Regions from separate parts of the Homo sapiens genome. Here region 2 is linked to region 1. Evidence: chromatin loops called from intact Hi-C (ENCODE). Cell type or tissue: CD14-positive monocyte. All regions are shown on one strand.

Region 1 (8,000 bases):
AGCCAGGGTCTACACTGAGAGCTGGGAAAGGAAGGGGGAGGGTGAAAGAAAGCAGGCGGAGGCGCAGGTTCCTGGAAGGCGTCTTTAATCAGGATTTGGTAGTACACAAGCTCTCCGGATTGTCTGCATTAACATACAGGGACTTAAAAAGGCACAAAATCCCTCGCACAGCGACGCGTGACGGCGGGGCGCCCCCTCCCCGCCCGTGCGCGGCCGTGTGCGCGTGGGTGCGTGTCCGTGTCCCACCCCCGTGGCGGCGCCGCGCGTGTGCGTGTCGGTTTCAAGTGTTGGATTTGTACAGTACTCGCAGTCTAGGGGCAGGGGGCTCAGTGCATGCTTTTCTACCCGGGCCTGGGGCCACCCCCCGACGCCGCTATGTACACTAAGGAGGACGCACCCCGGAGAGAGAGAGGAAGAAAAAAAGCGTCCCATCTTCGTGTGCGTGTGTGTGCGTGTGAGCGTGTGTGTGGTTTTGAGTTTTTCGTGCATGCTTCCGCTGGCCAGGGTCGGGAAATAGTGCAAGCGTATAATACAGTATTATTGCAGTACAAAATGGGGGGTCGAGGGAAGGACTTACGATGGGAGGGGAAGGCTCAGGAATAAACCGACTGGGACTCAGGACCTCCGCGAGGGTCCTCTCGCTAATCCCCTTCCTATCCCTCCCCTACTCCGCCCCCACCCCGCAATTAGAAGGCGTCTCCTTACGCAGGAAGGGGCTCAGCTGGGCCCCGGTGCTGAGTTTCTCTCTCCTACCAGTCCCGCTTCTCCGGGGGCAGGGGCCAGCCCCTCTCCTCGCTCGACACTGAGAACTCTGAGGGCCCGGAGCCCCGCCCCCTCCCCCACGGAAGCCCCTCCGAGCGGGGAGCGGGGTCGACGGAGCAAGTGCAAAGGAAGCAGATGTTGGTCCCTGAGTTTTATTTTCGGGGGTGGGGGTGTGGGAAGAGCTGGAAATGGGGGGGCATGTTTGGTGACCCCCAGGGCCCTCAGTGGTGGGGTGGGGCAGGGGACGCGGATTGGGGCGTGGGCAAAAAGGGGGCTGTTGGGTTGCTCTGAGAGACCTGGGCTCAAAGCTCTGCTCCCCCTCAACTCTGGGCTCTTTGGCATCCAATTGCAAGGCCAATTATTGGGGCGGGGTGGGGGGCAGCCCGACGGGCAGTGAGGTAACGGGAGTCAGGGGTGGGGCGACAGGGCCCTCCGAGCCTGGAGGCTTAGCCGAACGCCTCCGCCTGTCCCCATCCGCACCCCAGCCTGGCAGCACTGAGGGGAGCCCCACTCCAGCCCGCCCCCGCCCCGGGGCCAGGGACCCAAAGGCCGCCAGCCAGCAGCAGGGAAAAGCAAACGAAAACGGGCGCGAAGGCGGGGCGACGGGGGCGGCGGGGGACGCGAACCCAGGGGAAGCCTCGGCGGCGGGGTGGGGCGGGAGCGCGGCGGGGCCGAAGTCCGGCGGGGGGTGCAGGGCGCCGCGGGGCGCTGTGTGGGGCGGGCCGTACATTCGTGGCGCTGGCCGCGGGGGCGGGCGGATGGACGGGACCCCTGGCTTGGGGACCTGCGGGGGTCCGGCTGCGCAGTCCTCGTGCCCTCCCGGCCGGGGCCGCTAGTGCAGGGTCCGGAGAGTGGGCGAAGTGCGCGCAGCTACGGAGGGAGAGTGTGTGAGTGTGGGTGTGAGTGTGAGTGCGTGAGGGCCGGTTAGTGAGTGGCCAAGTGGACCCCACTGCCCGCACCCCCACAGCCTGTGCAGGGAGGGAGGGTGAGTGGTGGGACTGACGGCGGAGCCAAGCGGAGGAGAGTCTAGGAAGGTTGTAGGAAGGAGTCCTGTGGGCTCCATTTCCCCCTCCTCTCCACCCCTTCCCCACCCCTCATTTGGAGGAAGCGGGCACTCAGGCTTGGGGCCTCCTGGGCTGGGACGCCCACTGGATGGTGTGTGGGGAACCAGAGGGATATGGGAGGGTTGTGGCCCTCAGACCTGGAGCCCTTCCCTTAGGGAGAAGGATGCTTGACATTTTCAGGGGCTGACTGTATGGAGGGTGGGCTGGTTCCTGCCCCTTGAGTTGAGTGTGTCCCAGGTCTAAGTGGAGTTTGGGGTAGGGTGGGATGGGGTTCAGGCCCTCCGGAGAGATCTACACTTCCATCCCCAAGTACCACATCAACCCAAGGACAGCAGAGGATACAGCATTTTCCAGGCTCCCCACACACAGCTGGAGTTGCCCCCATCCCCGGTCAGAGCCACACCCTCCCCAAGTATGGTTCCCTCCACTGCCCACTCCATATAAATACATTTACACAGCTCCTTCTGCCTACCCAGGGGCCCAAGGCTCCCCCGACCACTGCCTGAGCAAGACAGCACCACCCCTCCCCAGAAAAAGGGATCTAGGCAGGACAGAAGAGAGAGCGAGTCCGGGTGTCCTGGGACCAGCATGGCTCAGAGGTGCCACCATCCCCCACCCACTAGGCAGGGCTGTGTCTGTTTTCCCCAAAACTGGAAATGCAAAGGGATATCGTTGGGTTCAGGATGTTAGCGGTTGGGATGAGTGTTCAGTGGTTATTGCTGTGACCCAAGCTGCCTTGAGTGTGTGGGGGATGTATATTGAGTTATCGAAAATTTACTAGCGCATTTGTCACGGACCCAGGGTCCTCAGAACATACCCTCTCCCATGGAGAAAATACTAGTCCCACCAGGAGGCCCCCACTCACCACAAAAAGGTCCACTGGCCCCCACACTCATTCAGGCACTTATGCACACCACATGTATAAACACAGCACACACCACACATCCCCACTGGCCAGGTTCGAGTTCCTGGGCAAGAACACTGTCGCCTTTGAGTGCTGCAGCCCTGGACAGAGGGTGGTGCAGGAAGTCCTCAGGCTCACAGTGGTTGCAAAATGAGTTTAGGCCACCTCTGCCTGTAAACCATTTTGGTTTGGTTCATACAGTGATTTTTCTTTTTAAAATTAGATGCCAACAATTAAAAATTGGGAGATTTCAAATAAAAATTAGAAGATAGTGGCAACAATTGGTTGAGCTGAGGATGGTATGGGCATGGGAGTTCCCCTGTTTACCACAGTCCCTGAACCTGCCACTTCCCTGACACTGTTTGGATCTTGTTGATGTACGAGTTGGTGACACCCATTCGGTGTTCACAGATGCCAGTGTCTTCCCCGTCTGTGAGTCTGACCCCTAGGACCTCACCAATCCCACTGAGGTCAGGCTTTGGAGCCCCTGCTTTCTCATGCTAACTCCTCCTCTGCCCACCTGATCCCCAGAGCTGCTGTGGGATGCTTGGGGCCATGTGGGATTGAGGGGTTGGAGGTCTCTGGAGAGACAGGGTCCAGCCATTTTAACCAACCCCAGTACTCTGGAGTGACTCCCATCTGGATGCCACCCCATGGCAAGGTGGGAATGGGAAAGGAAGGAAAATATGGCTTGCTGACAACTCCCCTCTTTTCTATAGACTGAGGAGGGGGCCCACCGCAAAGGACAATCAATCAACCAATACATAGACCAAGATGTTTCACAAACTCTGTCAAACAAGACCTCAGATTATTCGGCATGGGTGGGTTTTTTATATGTTCTGGTAAATAAAATGTTCTGATTAATTTGTTGAATGCAGATAATACTGGGATCTACCTCATAAGCTATCATGAGGTTTAAATGAGTTAATTTTGTAAAGTGCTTAGATCGCTGCCTGGCACATAATAAGCACTGTGTGCCAGTGGCTATTAAATAAAATCACAAATAATTGTAAGCCACCACTAAATGCAGAGTGAGACTATGAAGTGCGAAAACACCACTTTCAAAATACAACAAAGACAGCTGTCTCTTTTCAAAGCTGACCCCGAGGAGGCTACACGCTTTCCCCAAGCAGGGTATCAATCTTGAAACATTCTGGCCTTCTCTTGGGAAATGCTTCAGAAAACAAGAGTGACAATATTGCAGGCTCACAGCATCCCCACCTAGCCTGGGAACCGGAGACCAGCAACTCGACCCAAACCATGTGAAGCTCTGCCGAGCTTCACATGAACTTAATCCAACACAAGTGGCTTAGATGACCTTAACAATCTCCAAGAGTCAAAGCCACCCCGAAAAGATAATATTATTAAGATCACCTGTTAGCTCAGAGCTTTATGGCTTACAAAACACTCTCCCCTCCACCATGGAGGATATACAAAAGGATGTCCCCCTAAAGGACAACATGCTTTGAACCATGGCCTTGCTTTAAAGGACACACCCTCTCCCACAGGTGTCAGTTCTGAGGTGGGGGGTGTGTGTTTGAAAACTCAGCCGCCTTCTCAATGCTGGATCTCCCACTTCCAAAGGCGTTGGAAACAGTAATATGTATGTAATGCTGAAATGAGGCTGAAGCCAGTGCCATCATCTTCAATATTTCACAAGGCACTTTGGGATCTTAGAGTACCTCAGGGTTCTGGTCACTGAGATGGAGCTGTGCTCAGGGTTGAGTAGTGGAACCCTCTAGAAGGGAATGCTGGATCACAGAGTGCTTGGTTTCATCCAACCCCAGATTGGGTGGGGGGGCCCTTGCCCACACTGCTGCTGACTTATGGAGCAGATGGTGGGCAGGTTCCCTTCACTTCACCTCCTGCCACTACCTGGGGTGGATGGGAAGAGGGCAAGAGGAGGTGGCTGGGGGAGGCAGTGCCAGCAGGAGGGGAGTGGGGCCACTGTTCAGCCTCACCCCCTCACCTTTGTGCTTTTTGTTTTCTGTCCCTTCTCAAAGGGTCCACCTTGACCCTCTCCTGCCTACTGCCTGAGCAGGGTGCAAAGCCATCCAAAACAGCCCAGAGGGCAACAGAGGCTTGGGTTTGGGGAGATTCAAAAGTGAGCAGCTGAGATGGGGGTGGGGGTGGGGCACAAGTATTAGAACCCAAATCTGGCTTTTGTTGCCAGATGGAGAAGGTGCTCTTGGCCCAGACATCCTCAAAAATAAATAAATAAATAAATAAATAAATAAATAGACTTACAAAGAAAGATTTTGGGGAAAGGAGTGTGTGACTATGGAGTGGCTTATGTGAATGGTGTGGATGAGCCATACCACAATGGTGGCCCTCTGTGTGGACAGTTTGGCTCCAGGGCACTGCCCACCACACTTATGGCACCCCCAGGCAGGGGCCAGGGCCCTGAGGCCTCTACTCTAACCAGAGACATCTGGGGAATTGATGGGCCAAGCAGAGGTTACAGGGAGAGAGGGGTAGAAGAGTGAAGCTGGGATGAGAGTAGCTACATAGGAAACTACCAATGACTGCATAGACATCTTTCTGGCTCCCTAACACACATGTGCATACACACACTCATACAGCACTGTGCAACTTGCGCACGTGCCAGTCACATTGAGGTCTATGTAAATGGCACTTCCTGGAATTACACAGTGCACAGCCTGAGCATTCATCCATGGCAGCCCTTCCACATGCACAAACGCTCATTCGTAAGCACACTCTTATGCACAAGTGTACGCGCATGCACACAAGCAAACATACAGACACAGTCTCACTGAAATAAACATTTTGCAAATCTTTGGGCCTCCTCCCCTCCCCATACAGGCACGGCCCTTTCTAGTACCCACTTCACTACTACCGCATTCCCCAGGGGAACAGAGGTGCTGGCTGACATGGGCAGGATGAATAAAGGGAAACTTGGGCTCCCTGCAGTGAAGGTTGGGGGCTGAGAAATGGGCAGAAGAGGCAGGCGCAAGCTGGCATCCTGACACTTCCCCACTCCCAAGTGTCCAGATCCCTATCCAACCTGCCTCTCTTCTGCTGTGTCTTCACCACCGCCCTTGGGGCTGACCGAGCACCTACAGGAAGGAGTCACCTTCTGAGAAGGGCAGAGGTGGGGCTGCTCCCGCCTGGGATTTGTCCTGAGACACTGGTTTTGCTGACAAGCACATGGTTTCTCACGTCATCCTTAACAACCACCTTAGCTGCCACTGCTTCTAAGCTGGGTCTCCTCGTTGCTCAGTTCCAGCCTGCCTTGGGAGGTGGATCCCAGGCCCCTCTCATCCATCCTCAGTTCCTGAGGAGCCGAGGACAGACACCCAATCCTACCAGGGAGTGATGGCACAGGTGTCTTGGGGGAGGGGCAGCCTACCATGGACTGAGCCTTCCTGGGGTAAGATGTGTGAGGAGAGAACTCTGTCCTCAATGATGATGGCCTGAGAAAGTCTCGCTAGGTCACAGGGCTCCTCCCCCGATCACTGAGCATTGAAACACTCCCCACCACATTCCAAACCTGGCTGTCCTGGCCTCCATCCATACACAGGGACACACACACACACACACACACACACACACACACACACACACACCATGCAAGGAGGGTCTTGGCCTCCCGCCAGCCCCTCGGGGTGGATCAGACCCAGCCATGCCAAGAGATCACAAATTAAACAGAACAAAGCCCATACCAGAGTGCCTCTGGCCCTGCAGGCCTCATCTCCCTGACACCTCTCTTTCCACTGGACTCTGGACCCATCAGTGGCTCCAGCTGAGCGCCCCTGCCCTGTCCTGGAAACTGTACCACCAGCCCCACCCCTCCCTGCACCATTTGGCTGGCACCTACAAAGGGAGCTGATGGGGAGGTGGGACGGAGACTCTGCTTGGGGTGGGAGTATTACAGTACCTTGGGCCAACGTTCTAGGGGGGCTGTATTGCATGATGGGGTGGGATGGGATGTGTGAGTGTGTGATTATTGCGTCCTGGGAAGGAACCATGGTCCTCTGCCTGCTCCCCACCCCCCCCCACCTGCCCCCTCCAGGAGGGGGGGGGCCCAGCCTAGGTCTTGTGGGTGAACCGGGCCCACACCTGCTGCAGCTGGGACCGCGAGATGCGGAGCACCGAGGGCATGAGTCTGTGGTTGCCAGCAGCGAGGGGCGCGTGGCGCCGGTGGGGCGCCCGCACAGGGCTGCTCTCAGCCGAGCGGCTGCGCTGAATGAGGGAACCGGAGGAGCCCGAGGAGCCGCCGCCGCCGGGGTGAGGGTAATGCTCCGTCTCCAGCGTGGAGGAGGAGAACACGGAGGACGCCAGTCGTCGCAGGGGGCTGTACCGCGGGAGGGAGTGCCCCGAGAGTCTGTCCTCCTCCAACTGAAAGAGACCAAGAAAGTGGAGGGAAAAGAGGTGTCAGGCACAGACTCGACAGCTCCGTCTCCGGGGCCACCCACCGCTCACAGCCCCTGCGGCGCCGGCGTCCCGGGCAAGTGGGCGGGGTCAGGCAGGGTGGAGGAGGGTGCAAACCACCCGCCCCAAGGTCCTGCCTCAGAATCTAGGCTCTGGCCTCCAACGCCCTTCCCCCTCCTCCTTCTCTCTGGAACTTCTCACACTATGGTCTCTGCAAGGAGACCATGGTCACTCACCTCCTCCGAGAAGCCTTCCTGGCTTAGTCCTACCTAGCTCAGGGTTGTTCTGGACTGGGGAACCCTTTCTCTCAGGAACGTGGCTGTGTGCTCTGAGAGAGTTCCTTGCCATGTGTTGACAGCTGTGTGTGGCATGTCTCCCCAGCTAGATTCCGTGCTACTCATTAGGGCTCAGAAACTTTCCCTGTACACCCTCCGCCTTGGCACCCCCGCCCCATCACAGGGAGGTGTTGGGATCGGGGTGACCATGCGGCATAAGGTGGTACTCTAGAGCCCAATTACTCGTGTTTGAATCCCAACTCCACCACTTAAAATCTGAGTGACCTTGAGCAAGTTACTGCACCTCTCTGAGCCTCAGCTTCCTCCTCTGTAAAATGGGGGTCATAATGGTGCCCACCTCAAAGGGTGGTCGTGAGGATTCGATGTTATAAGATGTGCAGTACTTGGAACAGCACCCGCCATGGAGTAAATGCTGTGCTCTTCACTGAGCTATTTTAGTATCTAATTTTAAATCACTCTTCCAAATGAGGGAAGGGATGGACTCGTAGGAGGAGGGGCAAACTGAAGTCATTTCTTGAAAGTGGCTTTTTCCCTGCCCCCTCAAAGTCTGAGCCACCAGGCAGCTTGTGTACAGGGCTGGGC
Region 2 (8,000 bases), 130 kb before region 1:
AGAACAAAGCAGAAGTTGAAATATCTTTTATGATCTGGTCTCATAAGTTGCACTCCATTATTTTCGGAATATCTTACTGGTTACACAAGTTAGTCTGATTCAAAGTAGAAAGAGATTACATGGGGACATGTGTACCATGAAGCAAGAGTCATTGGGGGGCCATCTTGGAGGCTAACAGAGTGATTATATGACTCAGTTAATTGCTCCCTTCCCCCTCTCTTTCCTCAATACTCCATCATTCTTGATATAATTTTATTTCTTGACTTTCTGGATACCACATATTCTTGGTTCTCTTCCTACCTCATTGGTTGCTTCTCAGTTTTCTTTCTCTTTATCCTCTCAACCTCAAAGTGTTAGAGCCTCTTAGGGTTCATTTCCCATCTGTAATGGATGCTGTTGTCCTACTTAGATCTCCTTTACAGGGCTAGTTGTACCCATTCCTCAGCTCCTGTGAGTGTTGGCTACTAATGGGTCATCATTTCCTTCTCCTCTGGAGAATTGCTCTCCACAAAGTGGATCTGCTTTGCCTGAGAGATTAACTACTGCTCTCCACTGCCCCGCAGACCTGTCATTGACTAATGACTAATGACTAATGACTAATGACTAAACGAGGTCAAGTAAAAAAGGCCAATTCCTTGCCTTGGTAGAACCAGCTTTGTGGAATAATTCATGCTCCAGAGTTCTCACAGGATCAAACTAAAGACCATATCTTTGCCTAGCTCTTTCTCCTGTCCTATTCTGTTTCCCTCACTCGTTTTCTCCTGACAGCACTCCCTCAAAGATCACATACACTCGAATCCCTATCTCAGTTCTGCTTCTAGGGATTCTGATCTAAGACACCAACCCACTTTTTTTCTGTTTATACTCATTCCCTAGGCTTCCACTGCTCTTCAAACATACCAAGGGTCTGTGCCACCTCAGAATCTTTCTCTCTGCCTGTCACCCACATCCCCAGATATCTGCATGGTTCAATTCCTCACTTCCTTCAGGTCTCTGCCCAAAGTTCACTTTATCAGAGAGGTCTTCCCTGTCCGCCTTATATAAATAGATGTATATCTCCATCTATCACTCTCTAACCCCCTATCAGATTAATTTTTTCAAAATGCATATTACCATTTGAGACATCATCTATCTACTTTTTATTTGTTTAGTGTCTGTCCCCTCCTCCGCTAGGCTATAAGTTCCATGAGAGCAGGGATTTTATTATTTTTGCTCATTGTCATTTTCCCAGTGCATAGAACAGTGCCTGACACATAGTAATTACTCAATAAATTATTTGTTGAATGAATGAATAAATGGACTCATTAATAGGGGAAACTGGGCCAACCTATAAAAAGCTTCCTTGTTCCCACCTATTCTCCCAACAGCCCTGCAGTGGGAAACTGGGCAAGCTCATAGCAGCAGCTAGAAATACCACTTTTGAAAAATAACAACAATATCTGTACCTAATTGAGTGCCTATTATGTGTCCAATACTGTTCTTGGCACTTTCACACATTAGCTCTAATCTTTAGAACTACCCTGCAAACTGGGTATAGAGCATGGTGGTTAACCAACCAAACTTTGGAGACAACGATTAAAATCTTGCCTCTGCTACTCTGTAACTATGTGATCTTGGGCAAGTTTTTGAGCTTGAAGAGTCCTAAATGTGGTTAATAATAGATCCCACCTCCAAGTGGCCAGCTCCTGGTACTATCACAATGTGTCCATGTTTGTCTCCTCCACCAGAGCAAAGTTCCTGAAAGTAATAACAGAGTCTCTTTCACAGAGTGGGTGGGAAGATTAAATGAGACAACGTATTCAAAAGATCTAGCAAATTGCCTGGAATATATTAGTTGCTTAATAACTCTTACTATTATTATTATACCATTTTTCAGATGAAAAAACACCAGTGATGTGGCTGGACTCCAGGGTGAATGGCCATGTCAGACCCCAGAGATGCTGCATCCTTAACCTTATTCTCCCAGCCTCAAAGATTCCCTAGGCATGGCAGGCTATGAAGCAGAGACACGAATCAAGGTGATGAGGGCTGGGGCATTAAATGGTAACCTGGATGGACAGTAGACTAGGAGGCTCCTCTAATGCCATATCACTGCAGGAGTCGCAGAACGTTGGCACAATTCAGGGAAGTCCCCCTAAGTTGAATTGACAGCCATTTTGATGGGATAGAGACTAAAGGTTGAAGTTAATTTGATTTCCAGAATATGAAGAAATTAGATGTTTTGGGCATGTATAAGTTTATGAACTGAGATTCAAACTCACAATATCAATAGTACAAAGCACTGTGTAATAAAGCCAAGCAATCAGCGCAATGGCTTTTCCTGGAATTCAGAGGAGAGAGATCATTGAGAGCAATCAAGAAAGGTTTCCTGGAGGATGGGACCTGGAACAATAATAGTACTACTAATAACTATTTATGGAGGGCTTGATTCTTTATATATTATTGATATGGTTTGGCTGTATCCCCACCCAAATCTCATCTTGTAGTTTCCATAATCCCCACCTGTCGTGGGAGGGACCCAGTGGGAGGTAATTGAATCGTGGGGGTAGTTACCTCCATGCTGTTCTCATGATAGTGAGTTCTCACGAGATATGATGGTTTTAAAAGGGGCTTTTCCCTTTTCACTCATTCTTCTTCTCCCTGCTGCCATGTGAAGAAGGACACGTTTGCTTCCCTTTCTGCCATGATAGTAAGTTTCCTGAGACCTCCCCAGCCATGCTGAATTGAGTCAATTAAACCTCTTTCCTTTATAAATTACCCAGTCTCGTGTATGTATTCACAGCAGCAAAAAATGGACTAATACAATTACTTCTTTTAAAGTATTCACAATAAACTAGCAATATATGTAAATGTTATCATCTCCATTTCACAGATAAGGAAACTGAAGCTCAGAGAGTGTAAGTAACTTTCTCATTATCATAAAGCTAATAAGTAGTTTGAGTCAGGATTTGAACCTAGGTCTATCTCTGGTCCTATGGAAACATGCCCATGGCCCATCCCTTTCCACACTTGAGTGCCTGTCTTGAAGGATCAAGCTGAAACTCAGCTCCCTCCCCTTGACAGTGACATACCCAGCAATCCCAAGTGGATTCCCACAGCACTTTGATACCACCTCCAAGTGGCCACTTCCTGGAACTCTCACAATGTGTCCATGTTTGTTTCCTCCACCAGAGCAAAGTTTCTGAAAAATCAGAGACATGTCTTATTCGTCTCTATCCTCATCAATTTTGCAGTACTTGGCACTCAGTAGGCATCAAAATATTGAAAAAAATTGATGAAGGAAAAAATAAATATTAAATACTGTGATACCAAAAAGCATCTTTTTGGGGTTTTTTAAAAGTATGCCTTGAGTTTCTCATGATTTTAAACATATATTTGATATGACTTTTTTTTTCTTTTTTGAGACAGAGTTGCCCTCTGTTGCCCAGGCTGGAGTGCAGTGGCGCTATCTCGGCTCACTGCAACCTCCGCCTCCCAGGTTCAAGTGATTCTTCTGCCTCAGCCTCCCCAAGCAGCTGGAATTACAGGTGCCTGCCACTAGGCCCAGCTCATTTTTTGTATTTTTAGTAGAGACAGGGTTTCACCATGTTGTCCAGGCTGGTCTCGAACTCCTGACCTCAAATGATCTGCCCGCTTTGGCCTCCCAAAATGCTGGTATTACAGGTGTGAGCCACCGCACCCCGCCCGATATGACATTTTAATTTCTTTCATGATTCGTGGTATTGTTGGAGAGACATCATTTATAGATATAAGAGGGACTATAAATAAACATATGAAAATGAAAAAGTATGAGATAGTAAATGATAATGCACTAACTTGCATGGATTCTTTAATAATGCAATACAAGTTTAGAAAATATAGAGATTGGTGTGATTTTAGGTGGTATAGGGAAAGAGAACTGAGGACAGCTTTCTGAAATGCTGTATTTGCTAGTTCTCAGTTGCAAGCAACGGAAATAGATTCTGAATAATTTAAGCTACAGAGCAGTTCACAGAAACACTGGGAAACCTGGAGAACCAGGCTCAGAGCCTAAACAGATATAACCACAGCCAAAACTACTCCAAAAGATAGTGTTTGGTGAAGAGTCTGCTGTCCACTATATGCCACATCTCACATCACTGACACCATCAGGCCAGGGACCTGAGCTTGGCACTGCTGCTAGAGCTGCATGAAAATTGGAAGTTGCTGTCACCAGGAACACCCTTCCCTTAACTCTGCTTATTTTCGTTAGTAACTCCAGAGTCAAGGCTAGGATAGCTGCATCTGACTGGCCCAGCCTAGGACAGTGCCAGCTCTGGCCGCAAAGGAGGCTGGGAAAGCACGGATCTGGTGTTTTCAGCATCTCTAGTGATAAGTAGGATCTGCTTCATATAAGATTCTTGGGGTCTTTTTTGTTTGTTTGTGTTTTTGAGACAGAGTCTCGATCTGTCACCCAGGCTGGAGTGCAGTGGTGTGATCTTGGCTCATTGCAATCTCTGCCTCCTGGGTTCAAGTGACTTTCGTGTCTCAGCCTCAGCCTCCTAAACACTTGGGATTACAGGCGCGTGTTACCCCGCCCGGCTAATTTTTTGTATTTTTAGTAGAGATGGGGTTTCACCATGTTGGCCCATCTGGTCTTGAACTCCTGGCCTTAAGTGATCCCCCCACCTAGGTATCCCAAAGTGCTGGGATTACAGGCGTGAGCCACCGTGCCTGGCCTATATACAATTCTTTTTGTCTTTTTCTTTTCTTTTTTTTTTTTTTTTTTTGAGACGGAGTTTCACTCTTGTTGCCCAGGCTGGAGTGCAATGGCATGATCTCGGCTCACTGCAACCTCTGCCTCCTGGGTTCAAGCGATTCTCCTGCCTCAGCCTCCCGGAAGTAGCTGGGATTACAGGCACCCGCCACCATGAGCAGCTAATGTTTTGTATATTTAGTAGAGACAGGGTTTCGCCATGTTGGCCAGGCTTGTCTCAAACTCCTGACCTCAGGTGATCCACATGCCTCGGTCTCCCAAAGTGCTGGGGTTACAGGCGTGAGCCACCACGCCTGGCCTATAAGATTCTTAAAGTGGGAAATTCTCATGGGCTGAGCAGCCTCCACCCCTATCTCCCAAAAAAGAAATGTCTACTGCAGTTGGCCAAATCTAGAGGGCAGGAAAAGGAAGAGGGATGGTTAGACAAGAGATCAAGGAGTGGCCCAGGGCAGTGGAAAGAGCCTTGAGGAAGCCTGGGAGGAGTTTTTGAGGAGGGAAAGGTAAGGTGCTAAGTGCTTTGGAGGGTTCTAGGGAGAGTGGAAGTATTTGGATAGAAAGTGGTGTTCTGTGACCTCACCAAGAGCAATTTTACTCAAGTGTGGAGGTAGAAGCCAATCATAGGAAATTATAGAGAAAACTAAAGTAAAAACATAGAGGAATCTCTCAAAAATATTGGGGACATTTGCCCCTATTAATCATCACGAAGACACAATCCAATGTCATCAATTCATCACTCATTCCATGACATGATTTGGCTGTGTTTCCACCTGTGTAGGGAAGGGAAGTAGAAAGTTGCCAGAATATGCCAGGTGCAGTGGTGCATGCCTATAATCTCAGCACTTTAGGAGGCTGAGGTGAGAGGACTGCTTGAGTCCAGGAGGTTGAGGCTGCAGTGAGCCATGATCAGACCACTGCACTCTGGCCTGGGCAATAGAAAGAAAGAAGAAAGGAAGAAGTGTGAGAAACGAACTCACCCATCCAAACCCAAAGAATGGACTCAGAGACCCAGAGAACAGTGAAAGTGAGACTTTTGATGACAGTCTTGCAAGATTGGGTGTCTGATAGGCAGGTACACCCAGCACAGTTTCAACAAGCAATTTATCCCCTCATGCACAGGTCCCTCTCCCAGTTCCTCATAGGCTGAGTACTATGTGGTCACAGTCTTCCCAGATGTTGCCTATTGATTGTTGGGTAGGGGCTTTAGGTGTTTTTTTGGCGGGGGGCGGGGGTTGTCTTGTGCATTTTATTGCAGCCCACAATGTGTTGCAATCCTAGTTAGCTCAAGGGCTCTTTAAGTATTTGACTTATGACCTAAGTAGCTGGACAGACTGATAAAAACAGACAAAGTAAGCTATTTTGCAGACTAGTAAATTTTTATCTTAAACTTCTTTGGTTCAGGTGAAGACAACTAAGGCAGGTGGGGAGGCTGACAAGCAGGCATTGGCTATCCAAGCAGGGGCCTAGTATATCCTGTTTCTTCTGTAGTTTGCTCACCTAAGCCAATTCAAGGCATTTTGTCTTGGAAATGGACCAGTGTATGCATTATTTCCTTCAATTCCCTCCTCTTTTTCTTTTTACTCCTATTGGTCCCATTTTCACATTTATGTTTGTGTCCTTTGGTTCTTAAATTTATTAGGTACTCCTCTAGGGACTCCTATTGAGTTAATACAAGTGCTGGGGTTAAAATAATTTGTTAGATCTCTCCAACTTCAGTGGCCACGTGGATTCTCGGGAATCTTATGGAATGCCAGGGTGAAGGGAATGGCCACTTGAACTAAAGCACAAGTTCCAGTCCAATTGGACAATAACAAGTTAGAGAGGTTTCTCTTCCCATAGTACCACCAGACATCAGCCTGGGGTATACGAAATGCTGAGTAGTTGCCTTTATTTGACTCACCAGTAATGTTTAGGATGTGGGTACAAGCTGAGAGTTTTCCCACAGGCTTACTGAACTCTGCCCCCTGCCTAGAGAGGCAAGAGGAGTGGTTCATATTCCCTTTGGAGAACAAGGGGATTGCTCTAGGGTCTGATCTCTGTAAGGCGGGAAAGAGCAATGATAGACTTTTGTAAGTCTTATTTCCCCATGCATTCGTGTCCTGGTATAGAGCCAACATGCAACACATTCCGTCGGGATTGGTATCCCATCCTAGGGAAATGGAACCACCTGTGCCTGAGGCTGCCCAGCACAGCATGCGTAACAGTTGGTCTTATTAAGAGCTAGTACTGGCCAGGTGCGGTGGTTCACGCCTGTAATCTTAGCACTTTGGGAGGCTGAGGCAGGTGGATTGCCTGATTCAGCAGTTTGAGACCAGCATGGGCAACATGGTGAAACCCCATCTCTACTAAAATACAGAAAAAAAAAAAATTAACCGGGCGTGGCATTGTGCGAGTAGCTGAGTAGTCCCAGCTACTCAGGAGGCTGAGGCAGGAGAATTGCTTGAACCCAGGAGGTGGAGGTTGCAGTGAGCTGAGATCGTGCCACTGCACTCCAGCCTGGCAACAGAGCGAGACTCCATCTCAAAAAAAAAAAAAAAAAAAGGAGCTAGTACCAAAAATTTGACCCATTCAACAGGCATTTACATCCCCATATTCAGTCTCAATTTCTAAAGTCTGCCTCAAGTCAGTTACCTTAATTATTTTTATTCTCTTAGAGTTATTGTCTGGTGGATTAAAGGAGGTAGTGGGAGGCCGGGTGTGGTGGCTTGCGCCTGTAATCGCAGCCCTTTGGAGGCCGAGGCGGGCGGATCACGAGGTCAGGAGATAAACCATCCTGGCTAACACTGTGAAACCCCGTCTCTACTAAAAATACAAAAAAAAAAATTAGCCAGCTGTGGTGGCGGGCACCTGTAGTCCCAGCTACTTGGGAGGCTGAGGCAGGAGAATGGCTTGAACCCGGGAGGCAGAGCTTGCAGTGAGCCGAGATCGCGCCACTGCACTACAGCCTGGGGGACACAGTGAGATTCCGTCTCAAAAAAAAAAAAAAAAAAGGAGGTAGCGGGACCAGGAGTTATAGTAATCCTGGGTGGGCTCGGGGTGGAGTTGGTGACTAGCCTAAGAGCAAACCGTTCCACCAGATTGCTTCCTGAGATATCTGTTCCTAATACCTACCTCCAAGGTTCCCGGTCAAGAGTAGCTGGGTTGTTTATCGTAATTAATATAGGATTGCATTCTAAATTTCTACAGTTAGGTGGCGTAGGGCCCTTAAACAAATGTATTTTATTCTATAAGGGTTTGTTTTTGGAAGAATGACTCACCCAACTTTGAT

What was found. Peaks named below come from ENCODE experiments on the same cell type or tissue, not always from the same donor. Only the 100,000 strongest peaks of a DNase experiment are listed, where the experiment ranks them.
Region 2: a loop joins it to region 1, with 2.6 times the contacts of the local background. A loop is called at or near these places in 17 of 110 quality-filtered maps.

Annotation. Positions count from the first base shown.
Region 1 is chr6:43,268,732-43,276,731 of GRCh38, reverse strand. All of the region lies in intron 13 of TTBK1 (tau tubulin kinase 1), which reads right to left. Among named protein-coding and RNA genes, the nearest start is that of SLC22A7, 26 kb to the left of the region's middle. RefSeq lists silencers at 1,195-1,494, 4,402-4,651. In CD14-positive monocyte, no CTCF peak of the experiment used is centred here; a DNase peak (open chromatin) is centred at 461; H3K4me3 peaks cover 2,651 bases; H3K27me3 peaks cover 7,716 bases.
Region 2 is chr6:43,398,122-43,406,121 of GRCh38, reverse strand. LOC105375065 (a long non-coding RNA gene) reads right to left here. Exons shown (of 6, transcript XR_007059585.1): 3 at 3,072-3,181. Among named protein-coding and RNA genes, the nearest start is that of ABCC10, 25 kb to the left of the region's middle. In CD14-positive monocyte, CTCF peaks have their summits at 3,019 and 7,929; no DNase peak of the experiment used is centred here; H3K27me3 peaks cover 387 bases.